Linked DNA regions of Mus musculus: regions 2 and 3 are each linked to region 1. The links are chromatin loops, found by intact Hi-C in ENCODE. Cell type or tissue: left cerebral cortex. All regions are shown on one strand. Each heading gives the region's core, and the rest is flanking DNA. Links, peaks and the distances in the headings are about the cores only.

Region 1 (10,230 bases), core at 3,357-8,356:
TACTGCACCCTCACCGCAACTCAAAGCATGGAAGCAAAACTCCCAGAGAAGGCAGGACACTGGCCCAAAGTCAAACAGCTGGATGGGAATGAGGTGCGGCTGGCATTCATATGTGTGTAAGTCTAGTGTTAGCTGGTGCCCAGGGACCATCCTGCTGCAGCACAGACCTACTCCTTGCCCGTCCCACCTACCCTGCCAGCTGGCCACACCCACCTGCTTGATGCACTGCAGACGGTCATTGGTCTGCTGGATGTGCCTGTCCATAGAATTCATTCTGGCCGTTTCGCTGGGTCCTACCCGAGAGCCATGAACGTGGTCCAGCCTGAGGAGAGAGGAAAGAGGGTGTCATGAGTGGGGTACACCCAACAACCCTGTGCAGCTTCCCAGCTACCCTCCCATTTCCACATTGGCAGGCTTGCCCCAGAGGGGCCCTGGGTGCACAGCTTTATCTTAAGAGGTTTCCAGCAAGAAGGTGAAAGTGGGGCCTGTGCTTGTATTTCTTTTTCCCATTCTTGTCCTGCCTCTCCTTTCACAGTCCTGTCAAATGTTAATACTCTCTGACACCCAGCTCCTTGTCCATCATTTCTGTATCATTTCAATGTTCATTGATGTCCTGGATAGTTTTATGTCAACTTGACACAAGCTAAAGTCATTCGAGAGGAGGAAACCTCAAGTGAAAAAAAAAAAAACCAAAAAACCAAAAAAACCTCCATGTATTAGTTAGGGTTTTACTGCTGTGAACAGACACCATGACCAAGGCAAGTCTATAAAAAACAACATTTAATTGGGGCTGGCTTACAGATTCAGAGGTTCAGTCCATTACCATCAAGGTGGGAGCATGGCAGCATCCAGGCAGGTATGGTGCAGGAGGAGCTGAGAGTTCAACGTCTTCATCTAAAGGCTGCTAGTGGAAGACTGACTTCCAGGCCACTAGGGTGAGGGTCTTAAGCCCACACCCACAGTGACACACCTACCCCAACCAGGTCACACCTATTCCAACAAGGCCACACCTCTAAATGGTGCCACTCCCTGGTCCAAGAATATACAAACCATCACATTTCATTCGTTGGCCCCCATAGACTTGTTCAAACACATGAGTCTATGGGGGGGGCATACTTAAACATAACATAATGCAAAATGTATTTAGTCCAACTTTCAAAGTCCTCATTGTATATAGCAGTCTCAACAATGTTAAAAGTCCAAAGTTCAAGGTCTCTTCTGAGATTCATTCAATCACTTAACTGTAATCCCCAAAGAGAGGCAGGAAACCAGCTGGGCAAATTCCAAACTCTGCATCTCTATGGCTGATGTCAAAGAGGTCTTCAGATCTCCACTCCTTTTTCATCTTTGTTGACTGCAACAAACTGCTTTCTCCTGGGCTAGTTCCACTCCCTGTTAGCAGTTTTCCTCAGCATGTATCCCATGGCTCTGGCATTTTTAACATCTTTGAGTCTCCAAGGCAATTTCAATGTTACAGCTTCTTGTTTCAGTGTCTGGGATTCCACTTGATCTTTTGGGCTCCTCCTAAGGGCTGGCATCGCTTTTTCAGCTCAGCCCTCTGTAGCACTCTAAGCTCAGGTTGATCCACTCCACTACAGCTGTTGTTCTTGGTACAGATCCCATGGTACTGACATCTCCAATAAACTGGGGTGTTCCACTCCAACTAGACTTCACCAATAACCTCTCATAGGCTCTCTCCATGGTGCCAAGCCTCAAATCCTTTGCATGACCCCTTCAGTCCTGGGCCATCAACTTCAACTGAGGCTGCACCTTCACCATTGGCCTTCCACGGCCTCTCATAGTGCCAAGCCTCAGCTGCTCTTCATAATCCTTTCATGCTTTCAAAACCAGTACCACCTTAGTGACTCTTTCCCATTACCAAGTACAGCTGCAGCAGGAGGTACAACCTTGGCTCTCTGGAACACAGCTTCTTTGTGCTCACAGAAATCACTTCCCAGAAGATTTCACTTCAGTGACGCTGGTCTCTTCTTAATCACCGCTAATTTCTTAACTCCAGCTAGCCAGCACTGATTGTCCAAGTAGTCCCTTCTATTATTCACTCTAAAGCCAGAGCCACATGGCTGAAACTGCAGAGTTCTGCTGCTTGCAGGAACTAGAACATGACCCGCTTGTACTATTACATTATCACCAGCTTTCTGTTCTCCAACTCCTTCACTACCTAAGATTGGCTTTCCTGGATCTTGCTATGCAGATTGACCTTGAACAAGAGATCAGCATGCCTGTCTCCTGAGATTAAAGGTGTGTATCACCATGCCTGGATCTAAATTTAGCTGGGTAGGAGCTTGCCCCAAGGTCCCACTCCCTTAATCTCCTAGAACACAGGATTTTGCTCTATTTCACTTCCTGATACCACTTTAATACACACACACACACACACACACACACACACACACACTTTTTTTCGAGACAGGGTTTCTCTGTACAGCCCCGGCTGTCCTGGAACTCACTTTGTAGACCAGGCTGGCCTCGAACTCAGAAATCTGCCTGCCTCTGCCTCCCAAGTGCTAGGATTAAAGGCGTGCACCACCACCGCCCGGCTTCGAACCATATATTTTATATTTTTCCTTTCTAAGCTTGCTATGCTTGTTCAAACATCTCTTCATAAGACTTAACCAGAAAACAAAGTCTCTGCTAGGCTTTTTTGAAACTTCCTTTGACAATGCAATTAATCTGAGACTCTTCACCTTAGCCTCAGGCAGACTTTTCAGACAAGAGCAAAAAGTAGCCAAAATACCACAAAAACAGTCTTTATGACACATTCTGAAATTCTTCTCCTTTGAAATCTCTTGGGCCAGGTCAACACAGTTCAAATTACTCCCAGCAACAAAGTCTTCCATATTCCTACTAGGATGACCCATTAAGCCCCATTTAAAGCATTCCACTGCTTTCCAAATCCCAAGTCCCCAAATCCACATTCTTTCAAATAAAAGCATGGTCAGGCCTATCACAGCAATACCCCAGTCCCTGGTACCAACTTCTGTCTTAGTTAGGGTTTTAGTGCTGTGAACAGACACCATGACCAAGGCAAGTCTTATAAAAAACAACATTTAATTGGGGCTGGCTTACAGGTTCAGAGGTTCAGTCCATTACCATCAAGGTGGGAGCATGGCAGCATCTAGGCAGGTATGGTGCAAGAGGAGCTGAGAGTTCCAAGTCTTCATCCAAAGGCTGCTAGTTGCAAGACTGACTTCCAGGCCACTAGGGTGAGGATCTTATGCCCACACCCACAGTGACACACCTACTCCAACCAGGTCACACCTATTCCAACAAGGCCATACCTCTAAATAGTGCCACTCCCTGGTCCAAGAATATACAAACCATCACAATTCCATAAGATCTGGCTGTAGGGGGCTGGAGAGATGGCTCATTAAAAGCACTGACTGCTCTTCCAGAGGACCCAGGTTCAATTTCCAGCACCCACACAGCAGCTCATAACTGTCTAACTTCAAGATCTGACACCCCCACACAGACATACACGGAGGCAAAACATCAATGCACACAGAAGAAAAATACATTGAAAAGAAAAAGATTGGATTATAGATAGAAGATCCTGTGGCTATTATTTTCTTAGTTGGTGATTGTGGGTAGTGTCACCCCTGGGCAGGTGGTCCTGGGTTCTATAAGAAAGCAAGTTGAGCAAGCCATAAGAGCAACCCAGTAAGTAAGCAGCCCCCTTCACTGTGTCTGTGTCAGCCCTCTCCCACCCCTGTTTGATTTTCTACCTTGGCTTCCCTCAATGGGCTGTGACTCAGTGTATGGAAGCTAAATAAACTCTTCCCTCCCCAAGTTGCTTTTGGTCATGATGTTTTATCACAGCAATAGTAACCTGACTAAGACCATTGGTCCAGCCATCCCCACATCCCTACACCCATCCCCACATTGTGTTTCCATCTGCTCCATCTTGTGCTTCTGCTTGCCCGGGAATCCCAAGATCCCCAGTGCTGGGGCCAGCAGTATGCTCGTGAACTGACTCTTGGCGTGTGTTCATAATCGCAGCATTTGGATGGTTGAAGCAGGACAATCAGAGTCTGACAGAGACTGCAATATTCCCACATTGTAGGTGAGGAAACTGTGACTCTGTTTACAGTTGATCCTGTAAGAGCCAGAGCAGAATCCTGGGTTCCCTGTTCCAACCTATGAGACAGGTTCTGGGGAGTGCCTAGGGGGTCCCTGCTGGAGGCTATGAGGGGTGCAGCACACCCTGGCACCTTCCGGGGTGCCTCATGCAGAGGCTGTCTCCTCCTCTCTGCATACTTGCAGAGAGCCTCAGCTAGCACTCCAGTGACACAGAGATAAACCACAGGGAAGGCAGAGATAAGGGGTAGAAGTGGACCCATGGAACACCATCGGACAGGTTATCTTGGTTCTTGGCCTGTGAATGATCATCTCACTCTAAACATGGGCAAATAATGGCAGCCAGGATTCCTGTAAAGTGTATGTTTTCTAGGGCTGGAGAAGTGGCTCAATGGTTAGGAACATTTGCTATTCTTGCAGAGGACCTGAGTTTGGTTCTTAGCAACATGTGATGGCTCACAACTATCTGTAACTCCAGTTTTATGAGATCTGACGCGCTTTTCTGGCTCCTCAGGTATCTGGTGTGCATGTGAGATATATATATATATATTCAGCCAAACACACATACATATACGGTGTGTGTGTGTGTGTGTGTGTGTGTGTGTGTGGCTGACTTCTAAAGCTGGCTAGGACAAGGGTAGTGAGCCAAAGAAGCCCAGAAAGTCAAATCCAGGTCATCCGAGTGACTGGCTGGGGACCCAGAAAGGAAGCACAAAGAAACCCCAGGCCTGAAATACCAGCACCCAGCTCAGAGCCTGTAACCAACCAGGAAAAGACCTCCATGGGCATACCAGCCAGCAGGGGGCACTCTAGACAAACCACAGCATCCTGAGGGCCAGATGCTGACTCCAGACTCTCAAGTCCTCTGAACACCTCTACCTTCTCCATCATTTTAAAAGCTCGAAGGTGTCCTGCACTCTAAAATACAGGAGGGCCTTGTGCAGTCGTCCCTGGCTTCAAAGCTTCAGTTTCTCCATGGATAGGAGACAAGAGTCACTGGTGGCTCCACCAAGTTCTGCCTCCAAGGAGGATCTTCCAGGAAGGCCATGCCATTTAGGACCAGGAACTCAGAGAGGTCTTGACACATGCTTGCACATATCGATATCTTCGGTAGCCTAAGGATGCTCTGCCCACCCACGGAAGCTTCTAGCAAGTATGAGGAGCTTGCACATCCCTGGTCAGCAACCTTTCAGCCCCAAGGCTGCTTTTCCCTTATGAACGCTGTCAAGACCCCAGGCCTCACTTCAGGAGGCAAATAGCAAAGAGACAGACAGTACCACTCTAGATCAGGCTAACCTCCACAGGGTCTCTGGATTCAAAGGTCTTCAGGATACCTGTGGGCAAAGTTGTTCCCAACTTGACAGTCCATTTGATTTTGTTTTGGGGAACCCAAAACCCATAATGATTTTGTCCTAGATGACATGGTCTATATCTGTCCAGGTCTGGGCTCCATCTTATGGAATCAAGGTGTGACCTGGCTGGGCTTCCAACACTTGTGAGACTCATAGGACATCAGAGAGGTAACTGTCAGGAGACATTACAGACAACAGGAACAACAGAGGGAGTCCCTGCCCTCCTCCCCAAATACAATCTCATTGTAGTTCAGACTGGTTTCAAATTCATGGGGAATCCTCCTGCCTCAGTGCTGGTATTACAGTTATCTAGCTATTATATATTTTCATTTATAAAATAAAAGCTGAAGAAAGAGGCCCACACAGCACACTCCTTTACATTTATTTTTTCCAGATGGGGTCTTTGTATGTAGCCCAGGCTGGCCTTGAATCCATGAAGCTCTTGTTTGAGCTTCTTGAAACATTATACTTAGTTGAGGTGTCACTTTGAAACTGCTTGTATCAATAGTAGAGAATGGGGGCCAATAACACAGGAATGAACAGAGATGGCAGGCCTGAATTCCACACTGCAAGGTGCAAGGACTTGAAAGCTAAGGGTCTAGGGCCTGAGGAGAGGTTAGCACCAGGCAGGAAAAGGGGGTGGGGCATGGAAGGGACAGCCTGGCTTCTGTACACACTGTTTTCACTGGCTGCCCAGTTCCGAGGCAAAGCCTTTGAGAGATGAAGTGCAAGGCTGCCAGCGGGGCTAAGCTAGAAACCTCTGCCTTTCTAGCCATTAGCATGCTGCTCTTTCCATGTCCCCCCAAGACCGGTGGCCACAGTCTCCTGCGTACTCCTATCTCAAGCCATGGCTGGGTCCCAAATGAAGCCCTTGTTCCATCCCATTGGTCCAAAGCCAGTGGTTTGCAAGGCCACCCAGAACCCCATCACAGCACCCTGTTGTCAGGAAGCGGCAAGCCGTTGGCGGCCAGCAGAGGTCGCCCCACTGCCACAGAAGCACCACTCAGCTGTGTTTGCCTCCAGGTGCCTTTAGACAAAACCATCAGTGGAAGCAGCTCTAGCACCCAGGCAGGACCTGGCTCTCTACCAACCAAGAACCTGGTACCAACCTGGTAGCCTTTTCCAGTCTGCTGCCCTCTGATTAAGTGTGGACTCAATCAGGAAACTTTTCTGTGGTCCTGCCATCCCTGTCCTTGTGTCTTTCTAGTTAGCCTGGGGGGGTCTACAGTGGGTGGGTACCTGCTCTGCTACCCTCCCACTGTGTGAACAGGGCAAGAAGCTGGGCCTCAGTTTGTATATCTGTAAAATGAAGGCCTGGGCTAGCCATCCTCTGGCAGCCTGCCAAACGCCAGAATCCAAGGGCTCCAGCTGCCTGGAAACTCCACCTCAGTAGGAGCAGCACATTCAACTTTAAAATCCAAAGGTTCTGCCCAAGCGGTGGAGCCCGTAGCCTGGAAAACTCCCGGAAAGCCTCTTCCACCACTCCACCAACCCCCTGCCAGATGGCCCAACGCCCCAGGCACTGCCTCTCTTGAAGCTATGCCTGACCAGAGACCATTACATGTATGGAAGTTTTTAGCTGGTGACATGGTAGTCAGGCTGAGTCTTCCCGATTTCCAGGGGTGGTCGTGCTGGGAGAAGTTTCTGTTGACAGTATCATCTCCTGGCAACGCTCAGGTCAAGCTGGCCCCGTGCACTTAAAGCCTCCTGGAGAATGAACTGCAGAGAGCTGAAGGGGGACTAAGAAGCCAACCTCTTCAGCTACACCAGTGGAAAACAGTGGACAGAAGCCTCAAACAGGCGAGAACTCATCTGGCTGTCTTACATATAGGGTCTTTCCCTGGACACAGGGGTAGAGAATTTTTACTGTACAGTGGGCACTCGGAGCACCCCAGTGTGGGAAGAGCACCTCACAACCATCTTACAAATACTGTGTTTTCTTTTCCCACTTCTCAGGCCTAGCGAGTAAACCCGAGCGTCTCCAGGTAAAGGTGTTTTCACACGGCACACACATCTACGTACCCCTCTGCACTCTCCATAGCTGGTATGTGCACACATGGGCTGTTGGCCCAGATGCACTGGAGCACACACATCTCCTGACAGCTTGCACAGGCAAGTAGCACATCTCTGGGGAGCTGTGTGAGCAACGGTGTGCAGAAATGATTCAATCACCATGCACATCTGCAGCGCGAGTTGGGGGAGGGGGGAGGGGGACTGGCAGCAGGGCTGGGAGACTCTGCCCATAGCTTGACTGGAGGCTGTGTTTTGAAACAGGACCAGGGGGACAACCTTGCTCTGGCAAGAAAGAAAAAAAACAAAGAAAGAAAGAAAGAAAGAAAGAAAGAAAGAAAGAAAGAGGAAAGGAAAGGAAAGGAAAGGAAAGGAAGAAAAAAGAAAGAGGGAGGGAGGAAGGGAAGGAAGAAGGGAGGGAATGAGGGGTGGGGAGGGGGAAGGAGGGAAAGAGAGAGAGGAAACATAGAAGCCAGACTTTAGGGTACCACCCCAATCTATTCCTCCAGCAGTGTGGTGGTTTGAATATGCTTGGCCCAGGGAGTGGCACTACTTGGAGGTGTGGACTTGTTGGAAGAAGTGAGTCATTGTGGGTATGGGCATTAAGGCCCTCATCCTAGCTGCCTGGAAGCCAGTCTTTTCCTAGTGGCCTTCAGATGAAGATGTAGAACTCTGAGCTCCTCCTGTACCATGCCTGCCTGGAGGCTTCCATGCTTCCATCTTGAAGATAATGGACTGACCCTCTGATCCTGATGCCAGGCCCAATTAAATGTTGTCATTTATAAGAGTTGACTTGGTCATGGTGCCTGTTCACAGCAGTAAAACCCTAAGACAAGCAGCTTTAGAATTTTAGGGGGACAGAGGTCATGGAGCTTGGTCCTCTCCTAGCCTGTCCCCCTCCTCCCACTGCTCTTAGCCCACATCCCAAGCCCCTCACTTGGGTGGCTCGCTGCCTCCTAGTCTGAGGTCTGAACATATTGCTACAGCTGTGACTTGGCCTGCCCTTGGGTCAGACTGCCTGCCCTTTCACCGCTAAAGGTCCAGCAAAGTGTAGTTGGCAAGTGACACTACTCACTCACTCTACTCCAGTCCCCTCAGTGTCACTGTCACACACCTGTCTCCCCTTCAGCCAGGATGGCTGACAGTTATGCATCTTGAAGCCCATACCCCAAATGTGCTCATGCAGTGGACCGACGAGGGTGAATGCTATGGCTAAGGTACTGAGACTGAAACCTTAGTTGTAACTGGGGGATCTTGGGCCTGGCTGGTACCGGCCACTTAGGACAGTGTCCTTAAGGAGTGATACGTGTCCCACGGGTGAAAAGAATGACTTCAGGTAGCCTCTGTGCAAACCTTTTCCATTTTCACAGTGAAGTCTTGGTCTAGGAAAATGACCAAGGGTGAGCTCACAGGTCTTATTTATGATGGAGTTAAACTACTTATCTAATGGCTGACCTAAGTGAGCTCAAAGGTCATTTTAAATGTAGTCTTAGTTGAGAGTTGGGTAGGATGTAGTGGTGGGGAATGAGGTAAGGGAAGCTCTGATGTCGACCTCCACCCTCCTCATCTTAAAGGAGAGGTCATGGAAGCTCAGAGAACCACCTGGGAAGCAAAGGCAGGCGAGGGAGGGGGCAACTGTTTCTTCGGTGGTCTACTCCAGGGGAGGCTGGAAGACAGGCAGACAGGAGCCAGAGAAGTGAGGAAGCTTCAGGCAGCTGCTGGGGACCAGCTGTCCTTCTCGAGAGCAAGCAGTGAGGACAGGCCCTGAGCAGGCAGGAGATCCGCATAGGGTCGGGTTCCAGTGGGTGGTGGGCTGGGAGCCAGGCCTTCCTGACTGTGGGCTTCGGGAAAGCTCTTTCACCTCCCGAGCCTGTGACTTTTTATGGGAGGACAAGAAATCTCCTCCCTTCCCTGCTGGGCTAAGGGACTGAGCAAGCAGAGATACTTAGGAGACAGGTTTCTGAAAGACCCACACCTGCTTCCTCTAGCGAAGCAGCGAGCACTCCATGACCAGGCTCCGTAAGGCCAGCGGTTCAAGGTGCTGTGGCTCCATTCTGGAGGTCTCTGGAAGGATGGGGCTTCTTTTCTCAGTGACCCAATCTCCCAAGCACCCACCCTGTCCACGGAAGCATCCACTGCTGATGTTGGTTAAAGAAAAATAAGTATAGCCTCCGCCTTTCAGGTTCCTGGAAGGCAGCCCCACTTGGCTGTGTCTGACATTCTGCCCCGGACTGAATGCTACTCTAGAGGAATGACACACACTGGCTCTGAGAAAGGTCACCACTGTCCCCACCCACACTAGGTTGAGGACTGCAGCTATATCTGGGTTCTTTGTCCTTTGGGCACAGGATGCCTTCAAAGCCATGCAGTGCCCTCAAGTCAAGCGCTCTGTCCCCTCTGGGCACATTCTAGGTTTTTGACTCTGCACACCCCATACCCCTACACACAATATGCAAAGAAAGGCTGGTCCAGCCTTAGACAAGGCACTTGGGGCTCTCCTTCTCTGACAGAACCAGTCCCCCCACTGAGCCTGCAGGGAGCAGACATTAAGTTCTCTGTGTCACCTCACTTGATGTCAGCTCTGTTATGACTTAAGTTTCAGTTATCACGGGCTGGCCACTGAGAGGAAACTGAGGCTCTGAGGGCCTCTCAAGACGCAGTGACCTGCTTAAGGCCCCAGTGCTGAGAAGTGGTGCCGGGATTCTGCCCCTGCTCTGACCACAAGGGCCTCTGCTGCACATTTCTTTCTGCACAGGAACATGGCAGATCTTCA
Region 2 (10,230 bases), core at 1,789-6,788, 110 kb after region 1:
GCAGGCAGCCAGAGGCTGGTGGGTAATTATTTATTTGGACTGGTCTTTCAGCCCTTGCTGGACAAGAGCTCCTAAGAGTATCTTGCATAGTTCTGGACCTCGTGGGCCACCGTCTTTGCTCTGTGGATTCTCATTAAACACATGAATAGTCAGTCAGTCCTGAATCCCCGACCTGATCCCTACCCTCATTACGCAGCTCCTCCCAGGTTGAACACAATTCAAGGGAAGAACGTGTCAAGAGGCAAGCCTAGAGCCGATGGAAGAGAACCCCTGCATTCCTCTCATCTCAGTTAGGCTGGAAACAGCCACTGGAAGGGTGCTCCCCACCACCCATGTACACATCATTACATTATGATATGGCACACACAGATCCTACAGGACTCGGACCTCACGGTCATTAAGGGAAAATGAGTCTGTGGTTGGGAGAGGCCAAAGCATTTTAAGCCCAAAAGTTCATCAGGCTTTCAGAAGGCCTGCAACTCGTTCACGGCCGCCCTTAAGTACAGATGCTGCCCAAAGCATCATATCACAGGAAGCAGGCAAGCTGAGGCTACCAGTCAGCTGTAAGCTAACAGGGAGGTAAGGATAATAGAGCAGCCTCTGGAAAAGGATTCCAGCAACCCTTACCCCAATCTGGTCCTAGACGTATTCTGCACAAAAAGTGTGCGTAACTTTCAGGATGAAGACTCAAATGTTTTATCTGCCTCATCCTCAACCATGTAGGATGATAGGAGTTCTGGGCTTGGACCCATTTTACAAATCAGGAGACTGAGGCCCAGCAGAGTGACCTCCTGGCCCACACAGCTAGCAAGCCACAGCCATCTGGTAGGGTTTTCTTTCCCCCTGTCCAGTGTCTATGGTAGGTTGGCTGTGTGTTGCCTCCATGAGGAAGGGCCTAACCTCAGCCTCATGGCTGGAGCTTCCAGGCTTCATGCACCCAGGCAGGCTGGCAACCCCAGCCTCGGGGTATCTTCAGAACAAAGATGCTCCCACCCCACCCCACCCCCAACCCCCAGAGAGGGCTTGGGTAGAGGCCACTGTGTCCTGCTGAGAGGATCCAGTAGTCACCAGGAGAAACTGCAGCCACAGGGTCAGGGTCAGGGGTAATTAGGGCAGCAGCCTTTGTTATCTACACAAAACCCTAGGAATCTCATAAAGATGCAAGAGAGGCAGGGGCCTGGCAAGGACCCACAGGAGCAGCTATGAATGAAAATTTATGGGACCCAGTCACTATCCCAGCAGGCCTTACCATGCTGGTATCATGCCACCATACCCAAAGATGTTTCCCCAAATTCACTCTCTGCTGTACAGATTTCTTACAACATTTTACCCAAAGACTTGGGTCAAAACTACCCAATGAACCTGGGGCTGAAACTAGGTATCCAAGCTTCCCCTTGCCCCCAGAGGACATATACAAAGTTCAGGTTTGTGGATCTTCTCAGCTGGGTCCTTCCAGCTCTTGATAGGAGTGAACCTGTGGACAACTATGCCATGTTGGGTCATTTAAACAGTAGCCAGGGATGAAAATGTGGGATTACTATGGCTAGGGAAGTGTTACATGTGTGTGTGTGTGTGTGTGTGTGTGTGTGTGTGTGTGTGTGTGTGAGAGAGAGAGAGAGAGAGAGAGAGAGAGAGAGTGTGTGTGTGTGTGTGTGTGTGTGTGTGTGTGTTGGAGGGGGTGTTGGAGCCAAACCCCAGTTTCTAGGTCTTTCTTCATTTGCCCTAGATCCCTCTCCCTGACTTTCCCTTAGAATGAAAAAAATAAAAAAAGAACATTTTGTCCCCACAAAGAAGCCAGCAGCCGTTTCTGCACAGACAAGGCTATTTATTTAAACTTTTTTTTAAAAATAAGTCCAGTCCCCTCTGTGAGACTGTGAGCAGTACTCAGAAAGTCTTACAACTGCAGCTCAAGTCTTGAAAACTCTATAGCTCCTCCCCCAGCCCCAGTTCCCAAGTTCCCAAGACTAAACTTCTGATTCGTATGAGAAGATGAGGTCTCCTAACCGTGTGACTTGGGGCCAGTGATGCTTCTGTCCTTTGGAGAAAAACAAAACAACCAAAACCCATAAAACTCAGAGGACAACACCATCTCCCTCTAACTGCACTCCTCGCTGCACACGCTCCTAGGCAGATAGATAGGGCTTTCAATGTGCCTTTTGTTTGATGCTGGCGTCTCCACATCCTCTTCTTGAAGAGGGAAAGGTCAGCACAAGGCTCCGGGGTGTTCACAAGCCCTCTGCCTCGCTCTGGGGCCAGGAATTCCCCCTTCTTTGGACCTCTTAAAAAACCAGTCCGGATAAGAAAGGCCATGAGCTTGCGCCCTCATCTAAACTTCCCAAAAGCTCACAGGCAACTAACTCTTCCACACTCCAGTCACCGCACAAGCATAGAGAGGCAGGCCCCGGAATTCACCAGCAACCAAGTCGCCTGTTTCTCCAGCCCCAGCCACCATCCCTTTATCTGTACCTTCAAAAAAACAATAATAAGCAAAACCAGGCACCTCTGGGACCAGCCTCTGGCCTCCTGCCCTGCCCTGTGTAACCAGCCTGTCCTCACACCCACGAGGGAGGGAGGAGACTGCACTAGTCAACCCTCTGGTCTACCAGGCCCAGTTCCCAGGTTGCAGCAGAAGCAAACTGTTGCTTAAGAAAACCATTGGCACCAGGAGGCAGCTGGAGCCAATGGCTCTCTATGTAACGCCAAGGCAGGGGCTTCCACAGGCGCAGCTCACAGACCGCCCTTCCAAATCCGGGGGGTTGGTCCCCAGTGTCCATGCGCGGGGCTGTCCACCCACGGGGCTCCAAATGTCCCTGGCAGTGCAGAGAGGAGGGAAAGGCTGGCCGAGCGGTGCACTCACCCCGCCAGCCCAGCCGCCAGCCAGCTTCTTGGAGATCTCAGAGAGAACATTTGTTTGGGCTGCCAAGTTAAATCTTCCTCCCTCATGTCAGGGCATTGGAAAAGCAGTCAGGGGAAAGGGGAAGGGGGAGAGCGTGGGGGAAGGAGCCGCGGGAAGGAGGGCGGGAGAACGCGAGCAAGCAATCCAGGCGGGCAGGCTCAGAGCCCCAGTTACTCTTAGCACTGCCAGCCCAAGAAGCTGCAGTTCCCGGGGGAGACGTTGACCGAGGTCTCGGCATCGAAGCAGAGATCTGGCCGCCGGGCCTTCCAGGGCTCCCGGGTCGGGTGCCGGGATGCCCGGCTCCTTGAGCCCGGGCTGTGGGAGAGGCCCTTCACCCTGCTCCGGGCTGGAGGCACAAGGTGGAACTGTAAACCAGAGAAAGGAAAAGTTTTCGGCAGGTAGAGGGAAGGGCAGAGTAGCCGCGGCGATCCGCTGTCCCCGGGGGAGGGTGGGGGGCCCAAGCCCGCAGTCCTGGCGCGCTCCTGTCCGCTAGCCCTCCCGCCCGGGTTGTTTACATTCCTGGAGTGTCTTTTAAACCGGAGGCTGTGGCCGGCTCCTGGCCTTCTCCCGCGGCTTCGGGGCAGTCTCCCGTGAAAATCTGCTGGCGCACAATGGCCGGGAGAGGAGGCCGCCCCTCTCCCGCGCCCCCACCGCTCCAGGGCGGGGAGCCTGCCCTCTGCACCGCGCCCTCTCCCCGCCTGGCCAGCTTCCTGGACAGATGTCTCCGGCCAGGGGGCGACGCGCTCCCGCAGCCTGCACCGCGACACCGAGGCCGTGCTCCCCACTGTTTTCTCCCTGGCCCTGACGCCAGGAATGTGAAACAAGCTTTCTGAGCTTCCCTCCCACAATCCGGACCGAGCTTCAGCTCCGGCCCGGCCCCTCAATCTCCTCCCGGGTCGGCCTCCCACTCCCCCGGGGCCACCGCCGCCGGAGACAGAGAGGAAGAAAGAACACGGGGAAATTACTTTCGTATTTGCAACGCGCGCGCACACACACACAGACACATCTTCCCCTTGGGCTCGCCTCCCGACTGGGGCAGCCCCGGCCAGGCGTTGGCCTGAAAGCCCCTTCGGCTTCCGAAGCCCGAACGAGAAGCCTCGACACATCTCTTCAACGTGTCCTGCTTCAGCCACGCGCCGCGTTTCCCTGGGCTATTCTCCCCCCAAAACAACTTAACCGCGCCCCCATCTCCCATGTACAAAAGTGTGTTCTCCATAGAAATTCGGAGGCACAACTTAACACCACCAACCCTTGCCACCCTAGAATCCAGCGCCTTCCCGGAGGTTCTCCTACGCACACAGGAGCACAACTTCACATCTTTCCAAAAGAGGCAAGGGAGAAGCAGCCAGTCCTTCCCGGGTCCTCTCCTCCCTCCTCCGAATCCGTATCCCGGCTGGCTCCCGACTGATCGGAGCGACGGCTGGGAGGCGCGCCGGCAGGAGGCGGGCACCGAGTCCGAGCGCACAACCGCACCGGCGCCCCGTACACCCGAAGAACCCCGGGTCCCCGCGCTCATCCGGAGCCGCTCTACACAAGCTGGGCGCTCGCTGGTGGCCAGAGCCTCCGCCCCCGGCGGCCAGAGCAGCGGGCCGAGCCTGCACGGCTGGCTTCTTTCGCCCGGCCAGAGCTAAACCTTTAAGAGGAAAGCCCTAGTATAGTACACGGCGCTCGCACCCCGATGATCCGCCGGGAGCGGGTGGAAGCCTCGGTGTTAACGGGCGCTTGGCTCTGTCCCCAAACTTACCGGGCGCTGCGAGCACCACTGCCACCGCTGGAGGACGCGCCGCCGCCACCGCCGTGTAGGGCAGGCTGGAGCCGGGAGGAGCGCAGCGAGAGCGCGGAAATCCACTCGGCTCCGACTCCGGCTCCGGCTCCTCACCGGCCGGGGCTAGGGTCAGCGCGCTGCGCGGGCGCTGCTCGCTTGCTCTGCAGCCGGATCGCTGCTCGCCCGGCCGGCAGCTTGCTCTCCCGGGCGCCCGCCGCCGCCGCCGCTCGCTTTTTTAATGTCCACAGACAGTGAAAAGGAACTCGGCGTTAGGGGGTGAGTAAGTGAATCAACTCGCCCGGAGCCGAGCAAGTTGAAGTGTCAGATTACATTGGCTATTCTATTTCCAAAGGGCCCCGCGCCGCCGGCCTCCCGCAAAAGCCGGCACGGAGTCACGGCGGGAGCGGAGTGCCGCGCCTCCGGCGCGCAGCTCTGCTTGCCTTGGTTCGCTCTCCATCTGCGCGCTCGCTGCGCTCTCCTTTTCTCTTTTCCTTTCCTTTCCGCCTCTCTCCTTTCCCTTCTTTTCCTCCCTTTCTTCTCCGTTCCCAGGTCTCAGCTCTTTTCCGAACCCTGTTAGGCACCGCGCCACCCTCACCCTCCTCTGCTGCTCGTTCACTCTCGTCCCTCTTCTCGCCTCCCTTCGCTGCTCTTTAACGCCCCCCTCTCCGCATCCCATAAGTTTGGAGCGGAGAGACTGATGTGCCTAGGAAGGGATCACATTGGTAGGAGCAAAATTACTTCCAGAAGGCGTACCCCGCTTCCTACTGGTCCCCTGCAGGAGTGCACTGAGACCTCAGGTGCTGTCAGCTATCTGAATTGGGGTGACTGGATTGCTAATGAGACACTGTGTGCGAAACTTCCATGTAGATTTTGGGATTATTCCTAAAACAGGGTGAGAGAGGGTGAGAGGACCCTAACCTTCACTACCACCGGTGACGCAGGGGAGACTAAAGTGCGCCTCCATTGACATCTTGAGAAAGAGCGAGAGGTGCAGCGAGAACCATAAATACCCACTACTACTTGAAGTTAAGAGCAAGGACGCCTTAGTGCCTGGTAGGGAGCGCCTGGGGCGCTGAGAGCCGAGCGCTCCCGCTTTGCAGAGGTGGAAATAACCCAACCAAGCCCACAGCCCAGGGCTGGGCTCCACTCCTACAGTGGCGAAGAGCACTCACGAAGCAGTTAGGTGCGCTCACTTGCGGAGGTTCCCCTCACAGACCGGCCCCCAAGTGTATCCAAGTGCGCACTCCCTTTGGCTCTTGTCCATTACCACTCACACAGAAACTCCTACACAAACGGCAAACGGGTTTGCGCCTACCTTACAGCATGGCACGCATACTTCTCATAGCACGCATGACCCCCTCCACACACTTGTACACACACTTTCCATCCCAGTTATGCCCGTGCACCTGGAGTCATACAATTGAACACACAAATATAGTGTACACCACCCCCGGTACGTTTAAAAACAAAACAAAACACGAGGCATTCCCCCGTGCACTACCTCTCACATTCGCGTACACATACCACACATGTTCCCCTTACTCTTCCACATCCCTTCCTCAACCCCACCCGCCTCTCGATTAGAGGTAATGTAGTCCTAAAGACAACAAGCGTCTAGGCTGGACCCGCGCGCGCGCGCGCGCGCGCACGCGCTCCCCTTCAGGACAGGCGGGGGAGGCTTGGGTCTGAGCCCGCTAGGGACTCCAGGTGTGGCGATAACTCCGTGCTCCGCGTTTTGCAGGCAGCCACGGTGTCGGAGGCGAGGCGAGGAAGGGAGCTGGAATAACAAAGGCAAGTTGGGAAGAGCGCAAGGGGGCGCAGCCCTGGCCGGGCCGCGGGGGGAGCCCTGCACTGCCGGGTCGTCGGAGGCTGCTTGGCCGCCAGCCGGGGGAACCGGAGGTGGGGAGGAAAAGTGGGGGGAGAGGGGCGGAGCCGCCGCGTGACGTCAGAGAACAATGACACCGCTGGGGGCGGGTTTGGGCAGGCAGCCCGGGCGGGGGTCTTTCTCAGGGCCTGGGGCGGGCGGATGAAGTCTTGGCCTCGCCAAGGCGGCAGTTTGATTGACGAGGTCCGCAGGGGAGCGCAGACGTGCCACGCAGACTCGTGAGTCCTGAGCCTCCTGGGTGGTGATCAGAGCGCACCGCAGGCCGACAGGGGAGCCGGCCGGACAGCTCCCCCCATCACAGACCCCCAGTTTAGAATATCCTTCAGAGGGCTGGCTGATCTGACCTCGGCTTGAACTCCTTCAGGGCCAGAGAGATCACTCCTTCCATCACCAAGACAAGAAGGCAAAATGCGTTTGCTCGCTTTGAATCCATTCTCAAAGCTGTGACTGTCTGGCAGCTGAGAACTCAGCCTGGAATTCCTGAGGGTAGACTGCAGCTCAGGTCCACAGGGACATTGGGCAAGGGTATCTGGGTGCGGGGGGGGGGGGGGGAAGCTACCTTTCTGGAGGCAAATTCTGACTCCTGCTGCTTTCGGGTGCAAGTGGGGGTGGGGTGGGGGCGGTGCTCATTTCTGGCCTCAGTCCTCGGACCTGTCACAAGAGATGAACTGTTAGCAACTTGCTCCACCACCCACCCACAGGTGGCAGCTGAGTATCCCCGGGGAAAGTGGGTGGCATGAAATCACTTCCAGACCTCTAGGGACACTGGAATGGCCTGGTCCCAGTACATTTACAACAACAAGAAGAATACCTCCCCCGACTCCACCCCAGCTTGTGGATGGCCCGGGTTGGGCAGGGCAGTCTGAGAAATCCTGGAAAGCTGGACTTGAAAGATGAGAAATCAGTTTGCTGAAGAAGCCACAGGCATCCTGCTCTCAGGCACAGCATCAGCACACCCAGGAGGCCACCACCGTCCTCAGCACCAAAGCCCCTGTCAGCCTTAAGATGCAAGAATAGACCCAAACAACAGCAGGGCCAGCTCCCGTTCCCTTGATGACCACCAAGTCAGGGCACTCAGCTCTGTGGGTCTTTCTCCAAATTTGTAAGTAACCTGAGCTAGTCACCTCTAAGAAGTGGAGAAAATGGTGACCTATGGTGAACATTCATGTTCAAAAGCTCCTGCCCAGAAGAAGGCCTGTCCCATCCCCTTTCTTTAAAAAATTACATCTCGTTTATTTATTTATTTGAGGGGAGGGACACACATGAAGATCAGAGGACAACTTTGAGGAATCATTTCTCTTTTTCCACCAATGTAGGTCCTAGGGATTGAACTTGGATCCTCAGTCTTGATAGGGTGTACCAATGGTGAGCCATCTTGCTGGTACCCAACCCCTTATTTCTAGCCTACATGTACACCTGGAAATCCAGAAGTAGCTGCAGAGGCTGGAGGAGTCTAGCAGGACAGAGCCCATGTTGCTTTCAGCCTTCCCCGCCCACCAAGCATGACAGCTTGAGGGCAGTAAATCTAAGAACTCACACCCAGGCCTCTTCTGAGGGCCCACACCTGAAGCACTGGGATTCCCAGGCCCTCCTTATCTCTGTTTCTCTGCTCAAGGGGTTACTGGGCCAGCTGGCCCCCTCTGGAGTCCTAGAAGGGATGGTTTATTTAGTGCCTACTGTGTGCTGAGTGAGGACATCATGACATTCACTTACTGCCTGCAGTTAGGGACACTACTGTCCCCTCCAGAGGAAAGTGAACTGTCAATCTTGTCCACATGCTGCTCAGACTCTCATTAACGAGGCATCTTGTTAGCCAGCCACTCTGCATTCTTATCCAGAAATTCTGTGTAGCCCTGGGCAAGTTGTTCTCCCTTTCTGAGCCCTCTGTAAACTAAAGGCTAAGTCTCATAACACTGATCAAGCCTTGGTGTTTGTCTACTCCCTGAGTTCCCAGTCTCAGCTTCAGCAGCAGTAGGGCCTGGGTGGAAACAGAGATGGAAAGTCCACTCTGTCAAGTCGACTCAGGTTCCTGTATTCCCCCTGGCTCAGAAGGCAGCTTCCGAACCCACCAGACTGGGGGTTGTGGAATGCAGGCTCTGCTTACACCCACCTTTCCAGCAGGCTTAAGTGCCTCTAGTTTCCTACCCATCAAGACTGAGGTGGGGGCCGAGTCTGAATCCCAGGAAGCAAGGATTCCAAGGGCCAAGAGGGAGGCATTGATGGGAGGATCTGTGCAGCGTGCAGTGAATATGGCCTCCGGACCAGGCTGCCACCAGGTGCCAGTTCCTGCCTCTCTGCTCTGGAGCCAAAAGGCATGTGAAAATGGAACTCACCGCTCCCCTCTCCTTCCATGTCTCCAACCTGGTATCTCCAGGCTGATGGAAGAGCACAGAGATTACCTGGATGTTCTGGGGTAGGGTTCCAGGTCCGGCTGCACCCCGAGCTCATCGCATTACCAGGGATGATACAGATGAGGTGACCTTTGGAGCGCTTCAGGAAGACCTGCTAAGAACTGGTCTCTGTCTGTCTAAGCCCTTCTAGGTCAGTGAGTAGTGGGGACATAATTAGTCTTCACCTGTGCTTGAGCAGGAACCTTGGAGTCCTGCCCAGCTCTGTACCTATATATCTTAGGAGTAGATAGTTGATCTAGCACAGAAAGCCTGGACCCTCTAGCACAAAACCTCTATGTTCCAACTAGATTCTTCTCCCTTTTCCGAACACTAGAAAGCCGATGTGCCAGTGTGCGATTCCCAGAACTATGGCCTTCTGGGTCTCATCTGTATTGGTTTCTTGAGAGGCTGGGGGCACATTAAGACAAGGTCTTGCCATATAGCCCAGACTGGCCTTTGAACTCAAAGAGTTCTGCATTGGTTGAATGCTGGAATTACAGCTGTGAGCCATCATATACCCAGCTAGGATGTGTCATCTTGTCGTGCCATCCTCTGATCCTCACCATGGCATTTCGATGAGTGATTAAGATGTGCTACAGAGAGAGGCGGTGGCTTCCCCTGGGCCACAGGCATGGAAAGTACAGAGAAAGCTTAAAAGGTGGGCCACTTCCTGCAGCAGCGCCCTCTCCCTACAACTAGAGTTCTGCCAAGCAGCAGGCTGGGACCGGTTTGTGAAGGACAGCTGGGGAGATGAACTCAGCATGCCAAGGTGGAGCACAGTGACTTCCTGCCTTCATTCTGCAGCACCGGCTCCCTGTAAAAGAGCTCAGGCGTCTCACATATGCAGGCTTCTCACACTCTCCTGCCCTAACCTGTCTTCACGCGCTCCATGTTTAGTGGCTTCCAGGAGAGCCACCAGCGCATGCATACAACTCCTTGCATGCTTTTGCACAAGCTCCTTTTGTCTTCTAAGACACACCCATGCCAGCCTTCCAGTCCATATCTGCAGCCACCTGCTCAGGAGCCTGCTCTGATAATATCACCAGCCAAGATGTCTACGTCATCTCCATCCCTGAGTGCTGCCAAACTGCCTCTATATCCATGTGACCATAGCGATTGCCTGTTCAGTTCCTGCTATGGGCCAGGTCCTCAGTAGCTTGAACTCTGGCCCTCACCTGAGTTGAGGATTAGTACTAATGGCTCCATTTTACTGGTAAGAAAACTGAGGCCCTGAAAATCTCAGTCACTAGTGTAATACCTCACGGTGGAGAGCTCTTTGGTACCCGAGGCTTTT
Region 3 (10,230 bases), core at 3,312-8,311, 340 kb after region 1:
ATTAAATGTGGGTGGTCTCTAAAGAGCAAAGAGAGGCTAGAAGACACATTTCCCATCTCTCTTCTCTTTCTCATGGGCCTCACCATATGGCATCCTACACATCTCTAAGATTTTGCCAGAGAGAAGGCCAATTATCAGACTTGAGCTTTTGACCTTGGACAAGAACTATAAGTTCAAAGAAACCTCTCTTATTTTTAACTTTACAATGTCTCTGGTCTTGTTTGTGACTTTCATCATTTCTGGCCTTGTGTCACGAACATTTGAAGTTGGTTCAGGTAAGGGCTGCTCCCCTGAGACTCCTCCTTCCTTCACTGGGGATTACTATAAAGAAGTTGCTTGTTCAGCAAAACCTCTAAGAAGATCCACAGCAACTTTTGCTCCTCCTAATGTGCCAGGTACACTGGACAGTGGATGCCTTTACTTGTACCCTCATAGCTTTTGTTGACACACTATGCCACTTTTATAGTTACCCATGAGCAATGTGGCCAGCTGGGCAGAGGTGTCCCCAGCATCCAGAGCTTTGAAACATAGTGAAACCTGGTGCTGGGGGATCTGGGATCTAAGTCCCTAGCAGATAACCACTTCCATACAGTATTGTTATTCATTACTATTATGCATGCACATGCCGGTGGTAGCGTTGGTGGGGACCTAGCTCAGCCATTTTAATGGCAGCTAACTTCATTTCTCTGTGTTCAGCTTATGCAGAGGATCAGGCAGAGCTGGGCAAAGTTGCTTATCCCAATCTTGTCAGTGAGACTCAGAAACGGAAGTGGGGCTGGCGATGCTGGCGAGAGGCCCCAGAACCACACAAACACGGTGGGTGGTACATGCTTTGTTACTAAAACCTCTCCATCAAAAATCAGCCCACCAACCAGATAAGCTAACAGAAATGGAGACAATGGTAACGTCTATGGCGGTGGAGGCCAGTGGGAGGCCTGTGTTCCTTCTGGACCTCAGTAGTCACAAAGAATAGGAAACATGCATGCTTGCTGAGAGGGAGGGCTCCCCAAGCAGGTGCTGGGCCAGCAAAGTAAGGTACAGAGCATGGGACCAGAGGCCCAGCACATGTTAGGCAAGAGCTTTACCTCTGAGATACGAGATATACCCTTGACCTTTTTAAAAATTATTATTTTGAGACAGGGTCCTACTGAGTAGCCCAGGTTGGCCTTGAACTCACTCTGCTGCTCATGAAGGTCTTGCACTTTTGGTGATCCTGTCTCAGCCTCTCTAGGAATTGCAGAGAGGCTCTACCAGAGTCAACATGACAGTTAAGTGAAGCAGAGGGGTTGGGGGAACCTATTTGGGTATCAGAAATACACGGGATGTTATGGAATCAGTGGGAAGAGAGAAAGCTGTATGTAAAGAATCTCTGAATTCCATGCCTATCCCTCACTGATTTGTAACTCAGGGGAAACAATCTGACCCATGTATTCTTCAGTCTGTTCAACCAGAAAATATGGTAATTATATTTCAATCTCCAGAAATTACGGAGGGAAATTAGCAATGAATTAAGTCACCTAGGCAAGGCTTCTGGGTGGTTGAGTGTCTCCTGGCTGGGGCAGAATAAGCGAACTCTTATTTTATTTTTTAATTATTATTATTTTTTTTACCATGGTGCATCTCTTCTGGTCTACACATCTTCACATCTGAATTCAGTGGTGGAAGTGTGGCTTTCCATTCAGCCTTTTGTGTATGGTGTTGTAGTTTAATTAGAAATGCTTTTTCTGTCCTGGTAGCATGTACCCTAATGACCTGGCTTAAAAGGGAAGACACTGAAGTACAATCAACTGAGTTTTATCTATGGTGGTACTTCCTGGGGCTCCCTGCTCTGGACTGAAGCCTGACAGGCATCCCCACAGGATCCCCACAGCCAGTTGGCCCCCCTGGCTTCCCCAGGGAGAAGGTGCTGGGGAGGGGTCAATGGGCCTGCAGCCCATCGGGAGGCCTGGCGTTTTATAAGCAGTGAGTACCCATATTTACTCATGCTTTCGCTCAGCATTGCTGGGCTGCAGGCGGCAGACACTAACACTGGTTAACTTCAGCAAAAAGGAATTTATTGGCAGGATGTCGAGAGCTTGGAGAAGTGACAGGAACCTAGAGAAGCAGACTCTGGGAAGGCAGAAGCCTGGGCCTTTCTGATCACCTAGCTCAGGAGCTGTGACCATCACATACAGAAGGGAACATCTGGTCTTCATGCTGCTGAGGTTGAGACGGTGACCTCCAGCTTAGTCTCTGGATTCAGTGTCTTTCTTTTTTTTTTTTTTTCCCATTCTTCTTGCTTGTCTGTCAACCGAGGATTCCTCTTTTCTAGGCTTGTTGAATTCCCTGCCTTAAAGTGAGGGAAGTGGTGAAGTCATGCTTCCACTGTGGACGGAACTGTCGATCCTAGCATCCTTTGTAGGACTCTGTAACACAAGGTCTGTACATCCTTTGAGGAAGGGCACAGACATATATGTATCAGCGGGTCAGTTACATGTCACCTGGGAAAACGAGTAGCAGGCAGTGTTGTAGAACACTGTCAAGGCTCTTCTTGGAGATGGCAGGACGCTAAGGCAGCAGCAGCAGCAGCAGCAGCAATGACCAGTTGGAAGAAGATCCGTGCTGTGTGCTCAGCATGGGAAGCAAGGTGGCATCCTGCATGTAGTGACCACATGGATTGGTGTCCTGAGGACTATTCGGCTAAGAGCCCAGCTGTGCCCTGGCTGTCTTGCCGCTGCCCATCTGCCAGTCTATCCACCAGGCCTGTGATCTTCCTCACCTTCTATGGAATAAATCCCTGGCTGCTTCAAACTGACCAAGCAGGAGTCTGTCGCTGGCAACCCAGAAGCTTGGCTGACACTCTGAATGACTCTCAGCAGATGTGTGTTCCCAGAAGAGAGGTCGAGGCACGTTCCTGCTCCCCCTGGGATCTAGGAGCCTGGAGTTGGACCTTTGGCTTTCATAATGGGAGGCAGAAGCCTAGAATTCCCCTCCACCAAGACCACACACAGCGGGGAAGAGGCAAATTCCAGAAGGAACACAGGCTACTGTTAAATGAGGAGTGTGGGAGCACAGTTAGCAAAACAGGACACATGTGCGCTAACCAGTCTCTTTTATCCAAGTAAATAGAGTGTGCATCTTATGCGCAGGAAATGGATCTCTCTCTTCCTTCAAGTACACCACACGCACACTGCAAGCCGGATGCGTGCAGACACGGTAAAGCCTGCGGGATACAGCACTGACTGCCCTCCAGACTCCCTGGAGTAAAGGCACCAAGGATGGCTCCAGAGAAAAGGCAGGATGAGTTAGGCCTTGGAGGAGGACTGCGGGGTGGGACAAAGAGAGCAGGGGACGGAGCCACAAAAGCTTAACATGGTCTCAGCATCACACAGGGCCACAAGCACAGGCTCAGAGGAGAAGTAGGGGCACAGTGGGGCAGTGTCTGTGGGAAGATGAAAGTTTGGGGAGAGAGACTGAGGGTCAGACTGGGGTTTGGAAATATGAGCTTGAACATACTATAGCAATGGGTCAGGGGACATGTTCCTTCAGGAAAGTTAGGCCAGTCTCTGAGAAAGTTGTGTGGAAGGTGAGCAGCATGAGCAGTGGCTGGAGACTGACACAGTGCCAGAGAGAGGAAGCCGGGGCTGCAGGTTGGAAGCCTCGCCTATGGATGGCCTGGAGCCCCAATTAAGAATCTGCTGGAAGAAGCGCATGTGTCCAATATTGGGGCCTTTGGTGTGGAGGAGCTGGGAACCACTAGCAGTCAAACTCTGCTGCTGTTCCCAGCTCTGCCCAGCTTGCTAGCTGTCTGCATTTTCCTTTGCTTTCAGCCACGGTGACTTCCAACAGTGCTCTGCAGAATCTCCAGGACTTCCCAGAAGAGGCCCGTCAGAGTCTGCCTTACATGTAAAAGTTCTGCTTCAGATGTTTGTCATCTAAGAGATCCTGCCGTTAAAGTCCATGCCAGAAAAAAAAAATCAATGGATAAGCTTTCCAAGTTCCCATGTGGCTCTCTTACCACCCTGGGTGACTAACATGGCCTGGTTTGCCACACACAAGTTTCATTTTATCTAACCCCATGTTAAGATGACCACACCCAGATAAGCTAGAGGGTCGGTACCCTCAGTTTTAACATTCTGCTCTTAAAAGACAGGCTACCGTCTGGAGAGGTCACGGGGGGGGGGGGGGCGCGGCAGGCTGAACACTGGGGCTAGTGGCCTCTGCTGCCGTGGAAGTGGCAAGAGCCTCCTGAAGGAGTTGGGCAGGAGACCCCTAAGGCAACTGGGACAGCTACATGAGGCATGGGAGTCTCTGGAGCATAAGAGATTAGTTGATGCAGTCTGGATTGCTAGGACTGCTTCCCTGGGACTGGAGCCACTGGTCTGGTGTCAGGATCCAGAGAACCCTAATATCGTCTGCCTAACCCCACAGCAGCACATCCTCACGGATAGGCACAAGGCCAGAGATGTTCAAGGATAAGTCAGTGGCTCCACAGAGCATGTGCGGTTCAGGCTCCCTGCCCCACCAGACTTGCTCATCTCATCCGTGGAACTCCAGCTCCAGCTGTAGCCTCCCTCCTGGAGGTCAAGGATGGCACAAGGAAGGAGTGGCTTAGACACTAGCTGCTTCCCACTGGTCAGGGCTGCTACAGTGCTTCCTCTTGAAAAGAGGCTGGGAAATGGTGTGTTTCAGCTGAGTGGAACCAAATCAAGAGAGAGAGAGAGAGAGAGAGAGAGAGAGAGAGAGAGAGAGAGAGAGAGAGAGAGAGAGCACTCTTGTTTGGATAATTCGCGGAGTCCTCAGGAGGTTCTTAGAGGATTCTAAATACACTGGCCATCCAATCTCCCTATCACAGGAGCTTATGTCTCAGAGTCCCCTGGGTCCCAAGTGCCATAGATGCCAGGCTTGGCATGATCCACACTGCTGGGGTGCCACCAACAGGCTGCCGGAAACCCCATTTCTTTTCTCTTCCCAACAAAGCCAGATGGCAGGCAGTGTGACTCCATCTCCGGCAAAGTCCAGGGGACTTTGTCCCCTCCCTGCTTGGAAGGCTGTGCCCCCCTCCTGATGCACTTCCTGTGGCCCACAGCCCAGCCTCTCTGTGAGTGAGATCCGCCCTTCCCCCTCCCGCGCAAGCCCAGAGCGAGTCAGCCCATCTGGTTCTATTTCACTTCGTGTTACTCATCAGGATGTGTTTGCCAGGAGTTATTTGATGTTCAGGAAGAATTCTGAAGCTTTTGAAAAGAGGTAAATAAAATCCTTTATCCCCCAAAGAGTCGTGAAATTGTGTTTTGCTCAGGAGGTGGCAGGCAGCCATGTGAGGTCTGGAGGCCCCTGCCTAGCCAGGCACAGGGGCTGGAGTTTCAGGATTTGTTCTTCTGTCAGTCAGTCTGCATCTCCACTCCTCCAAGCCCTTCCTGATGCTCTCTGGGGATGCCCGAATTTGGGAACAGATGAGGGCTGCCTGTGGGGACAGCCCAGCCTGTCTCTTGCTCTTCAGCCAAGAAAGCTTTTAGGGAGCTCGCTCCTTCTGGTCCTCAGCCCTGTCACTCCACAGCCGTGCATATGAGCTCCAGGGGAGGGACCAGAGGGAGCCGTGTTCCCTGCCACAGAACAACCTGTGAGGGTGACTGACAGAGGGCCTGGGTTGGGGGAGCTCACCCCATCTGCTAGGGTCTGGATATCACAAAGCAAGGGAGCTGACATTCCTCCAAGCTCTTGTGAATGGCAACAGACATCATAGATGCTAGGAGACCCAGAAGGGCAGGCTCTGCCCCTGAGACTGTCCTACAGAGGAAGGTCCCACCCCCTTTAGCATCCATTTCTCCCAGAGTCCATGCAGCCTCCTATTTCTGCCCAGAGAAGTTTCAGTGCAATGTTGAAGTTATCCCTGACAAGGGCTGGATCCTCAGGTCTCCTTAATCCAAGGTGGACCCCTCTCTACCTTTCTGGGGGCCCTTAACCGTCCTGTTGAGAAGAGACCAATATTTGTATGATTGGTTGCTGCTTGGTCAGAATCTGAGGGTTTACTTCCACCCAAAACATCCCTATTCTATGCAATGCCCCCCACATAAGCAGCCAGGCAGAGGAGTGTGGGCTCACCCCTGTACCTCTTGATCTGTCCTCCCTATTTACAGGGATGCCAGAGGGCTCCTCCACAGCCCGGGGCAGTGTCATCTCAAATCCTACAGTACGTGAGGCTTCCCACCCACTGCATCCCTCGTGACAGCTTACAACCCTGACTATTAAACATTGATCACTCAAATTTAACATCCTATCTTCCCTTTGATATCTTCAACTGCTCTCTGCATAAGACAACAAGCCTCTTTCTGCAGCTCCGTATGAGGGAGACTTCAAAGACTTCTTCCAGGTCCCTCAGCACTGCAGTTCTGGGATTCTGCCAGCGAGACTGTCAGGAGGAAGGTTTAAGGCATCCTCTGCTGGCAGCATCTTTGGGACTCAGGCCTGTGGGGAAAGCTCCATGCATTAAGTCCTGGATTCTGGAGTGATCTGTGCATCATTGGGAAGTCAGTCAATGGCATGATAATTCTTTTCTAGAAGTATCTGTGGATCATGGCAAAGGATTTAATTCAGAGGCAGAGGCATTGGGCTTATATCTTTGAGGAGCCAGGCCTGTGTCCCTGAACTGTCCCCTGTCCAACTCTGGGTCCTCAGGAAAGTTCTGGATTCCTATCTGTTAAATGGATATGATCATTCTTAGCTCTCAGCAAAGTCCTTGAGCAGAGGGTGTGGGTACCTGGCCCATCACAAGATGCCATTCTGCTCTCTCTTGGTCCCACACGGGGTGGGCACATTCCTGGACAAGAAGCGTCAGTGACAGAGTGTGATAGGAAACATTGAACTCCTGAGAGCCAGACACTTGAGAGTCATAGCTGGCAGCCTGATCACCCGTCATTATCATCCTGTCCCTCACACGATCGGCAGGGGGCTTGTACTTTATTGTACCTATGTTAATTAGCATAGCTACCGTCTATGAAACACATCCCATGGGTCAAGGCCGAACAAAGTGATTGACCAGTGTCACCTCACATCAGCTCTAGGAGTACCTCAAAGGTAGCCTTCCTCATGGGACCTATTTCTGCATGAGCGTCTTCCTGGATAACAGACTCTACCTCGTGTTAATGGCCGTGTGGGGCTTGAAGTCAGGTCAGTGGGGCTGAAGTTCCAGCTCTTGTCTCTGTTTTCTAACTGTAGTGACATACTCCCAAAGGCACATGGTGTGTGTCTCAGTGCCCTTGGGGTTTGCAGTGGAAGATGTCATGGTACGGAGAGATGGAACAGAGAGTGAAAAAGACCTGTCTGTTCAATTTTGCACACCGTTTCTTTTTTGAGTAGCCATCTCAAAAAAACTGTTAACATTGTAAAACACCAGTTACAAGGTCATGGCTCCAGATTCCTTAGACTTCAAGAATAGACTGTGATGTTCCTGATCTCTAGAACTCTGTGGCCTCTAGCCCTCTGAGCTGCTGGGGTTGCTAGGAAAGGGACTGCTATCCCTTTGTGGGGTGTCCCCCCTGGGAGATGCTACTTGCAATGGATGATCTCTGAGTTTGGGGGAGCACTAGAATCTCCATTCTGTTCCTGAAGCATCCCCAGTGGACCCCAGAAGCTTGACTCACTGGCTCCACTGCCTCCTACTGGGGTCACACAGACTGCATCTGCCCCTTTGTCAGAGATTTTAGAGTAGTGTTTTTGCCCAGGGGTTCCAAGGTCAAATGGCTCCAGCTCCTCCCTTCAAAGCTTCCCTTGGTGTTTGTCTCCGCAGCTTCTAACTTTGCAGGACAGAGTGGGAAATGGAGACTGGGAGGAAAGAAAGGTGGTGTCATATACCTGCCGGAGAGCTGCTGGGGCTAAGGCTAAGGCATAGTACCTGGTTGCAGGAGGGAAGGGATGGATAGCCAGGAAGATGAGTGACAGCAGTTCTCCCCCAGAAGCCCTTCCCATCCCCCCATGGAGAACTCAGCATGGCAAAGCCCTTGGAGGGTACCCCACCTTGATCAGAAGCTTTCCCTGTGCTATGGGGAAGTTGCTGGTGTCCCCTAAATTGTAGGGCTGAGTTCTCCAGATGGAGCTTATCAGTGTCTAACCTGCTGCGTGCCCTTAATGAGGGAGGCAGACACTTGCCTGTGAGAGGAGCCCTCATGTCATAATGTTGACTTGCTGACTTATGACCGTTTCCAAATGGCTAGTTGACGCAGAGTCAGAGGAGCAATCCTCTAGCAACACCGCTCTTTGTGGGGTATCTGAAATCCCACATATAAAAACATTCCATCCCCCCTAAATGGTCTTTTGTCATTTTTGTAGATTTTCTTTGCTTTCTGTATAATAAGGAAGGGCAATGAATGAGGTAGATGGTGGACTGGCTTTGGGGTCTGAATTAGGACTTACATCATCTTCTCTGTGATTTGGGGCAATTTAATTACCATCTCCAAAACTCAATCCTTTGCTTGGGAAACAAGGTCAACAATGCATGACTCACGGAGTGTCTGGAAAGACCAAAGGAAGAGGCATTGGCAAACTGCCAAGCATTGGTATACAGAGGGTGCTCAATAAGTATCAATGAATGAGATAACAACTTCCTGATGTGGAGAAGACAAGATGTCTAGATACCTCTTTGTGAATAATCTCTTGATCAGAGCCTGGGGCTAGGAGCTGGGGCTGTGGATGGGGTTTTCTTGAGGGGAGCAGCTGAGGGAATTGGAGAGGCCAGGAGCTGCCTATGGCCGTCATTCAGTACTGACCCACTGGCTGGCAGTGTGTATTAACACGCCTAGGATTGGTTTGTGGAGAATCTGCACAAAGCATCAAGGAGCGGGGGCAACCTGCTCTCAACTCCTCTGGAGCATAGTCCCCAGAGATCCGACAGCAGGCTCAGCTCTGAGCCTGACCCTGGGAAACATAACAAACTAACCCATTATCCCCCATTATCATTCCCGTGCAGCTTCATTTGTCAAACCACACTGCTGTTGGAGGAGGCTTGATGGAGGACCCCAGCCTGTATCTGTGCTATGGTGCCTAAGCCCAGATCTGCACTAGAGTGAGAAAAGTTGCCTGCAGACTGTTCCATATTGGGGGCTTTGCACATCTCTTTGAATGCTAACTGCCTGGGAATTAGATAGCTTTGTCTGTTGTCGTCGTCGTTGTTGATCCGGTCAGCCATAAAGGGGGTGACAAAGAAAATGAAAGACCTGGCCTGAGATCACATCGTGGTCAGAAACTGTGAGATGAGTACTGAAGCGTGAATGTGGCTCCAGAACTGTGTAACCTCTATGTGGCGTTGTCTACAAGGAGGGGTTAAGCAAAGCCCACTACTGCCATCTTTTACCCAACCCCCACCCCAGTACCAATCTTACTAATCAATATTTCATTATCTCCATGCTCGAGGAAACTGATGTCGGCTTCCTTAAGGGACTTGCTCAAAGTCACACATGCGATATCATGTGAAGTGGCATTTGAGGCCAGGTTTATTCCTCTTCCGAGTCCCCAGTGCTGATCATTCTTTTAGGATCAGCCTACATTCATTCATTTATCAAACCTTTCCTCAGAGGCTACTACAGAAAAAAGCTGTTTTGGTTTTGTTTGTTTGGTTTTTGTTAGACACATAGCATTACAGAGGTGGCCATATGCATGGTCTTTGACCTCAGAAATCTCATCTAGCCCTCCATCTATCAAGAGACTCCTTGACCATGCTCTCTCTGACCTTGTCCTCTGAGTTCATGTGGATCCAGCTTTTAAAGAGGCAGGACAGGCAGGGGAGGGGGTACTTCCATGGAGGGATATGAATAAGGACTCCTTTTGCCTCAGCCCTTAGGAGTTCTCTCTGTTTGCTCCCTGCTCTGTGTGTCACCTCCATAGGCATCTCTGGTCCTTCCATGGAATTGGATAATAAAATAGCCTAGAGAGTGCAACGACAATTGACTTGCAAACTTTGACATACTTCACCTCTGAACACATCCCACTGGCCAAAGCAAACTACCTTTGAAATGACTAAATTCAAAGTGGGTTGAGAGATTCACATCCTACAAGCTTCAAAGAAGAAGAGAACTGGAATATTCATTAATCACCCAGATACTTAAATACCCAAACCCAGCCCAACCAACCAACCAACCAATTAATCAAACCCAGCAAAATACTAAAGTTTGGGCATGGAGCTTTTTCTCCAAGTCTTGAGTGCCAAGTGGCTCCTGATACAACGTTCAGAGGTGGGAAGGGGCAGGGCGGGATTCTAAG

Evidence for each region. A loop is a pair of places that touch in the nucleus more often than their neighbours do. Peaks named below come from ENCODE experiments on the same cell type or tissue, not always from the same donor. Only the 100,000 strongest peaks of a DNase experiment are listed, where the experiment ranks them.
Region 2: it touches region 1 in a loop (4-fold over the local background); 21 of 42 quality-filtered maps call a loop at or near these places.
Region 3: a loop joins it to region 1, with 2.6 times the contacts of the local background. A loop is called at or near these places in 4 of 42 quality-filtered maps.

What each region holds. Positions count from the first base shown.
Region 1 is chr14:25,562,112-25,572,341 of GRCm38, reverse strand. It overlaps Zmiz1 (zinc finger, MIZ-type containing 1), which reads right to left. Exons shown (of 24, transcript NM_001310666.1): 4 at 214-322. The coding sequence starts at 273. Among named protein-coding and RNA genes, the nearest start is that of 4931406H21Rik, 20 kb to the left of the region's middle. In left cerebral cortex, for the core only: CTCF peaks have their summits at 4,904 (motif pointing right), 6,219 and 6,418 (motif pointing right); DNase peaks (open chromatin) are centred at 4,901, 6,431 and 6,869.
Region 2 is chr14:25,453,967-25,464,196 of GRCm38, reverse strand. It overlaps Zmiz1 (zinc finger, MIZ-type containing 1), which reads right to left and starts at 5,012. Exons shown (of 24, transcript NM_001310666.1): 1 at 4,641-5,012. In left cerebral cortex, for the core only: CTCF peaks have their summits at 4,448, 4,666, 5,470 and 6,473 (motif pointing right); DNase peaks (open chromatin) are centred at 4,713, 5,025, 5,865, 6,446 and 5 more places; H3K4me3 peaks cover 4,721 bases; H3K27ac peaks cover 4,784 bases.
Region 3 is chr14:25,221,567-25,231,796 of GRCm38, reverse strand. No RefSeq gene overlaps it. Among named protein-coding and RNA genes, the nearest start is that of Gm32379, 15 kb to the right of the region's middle. In left cerebral cortex, for the core only: no CTCF peak of the experiment used is centred there; DNase peaks (open chromatin) are centred at 4,533, 5,104, 5,386 and 6,381; H3K4me3 peaks cover 561 bases; H3K27ac peaks cover 2,124 bases.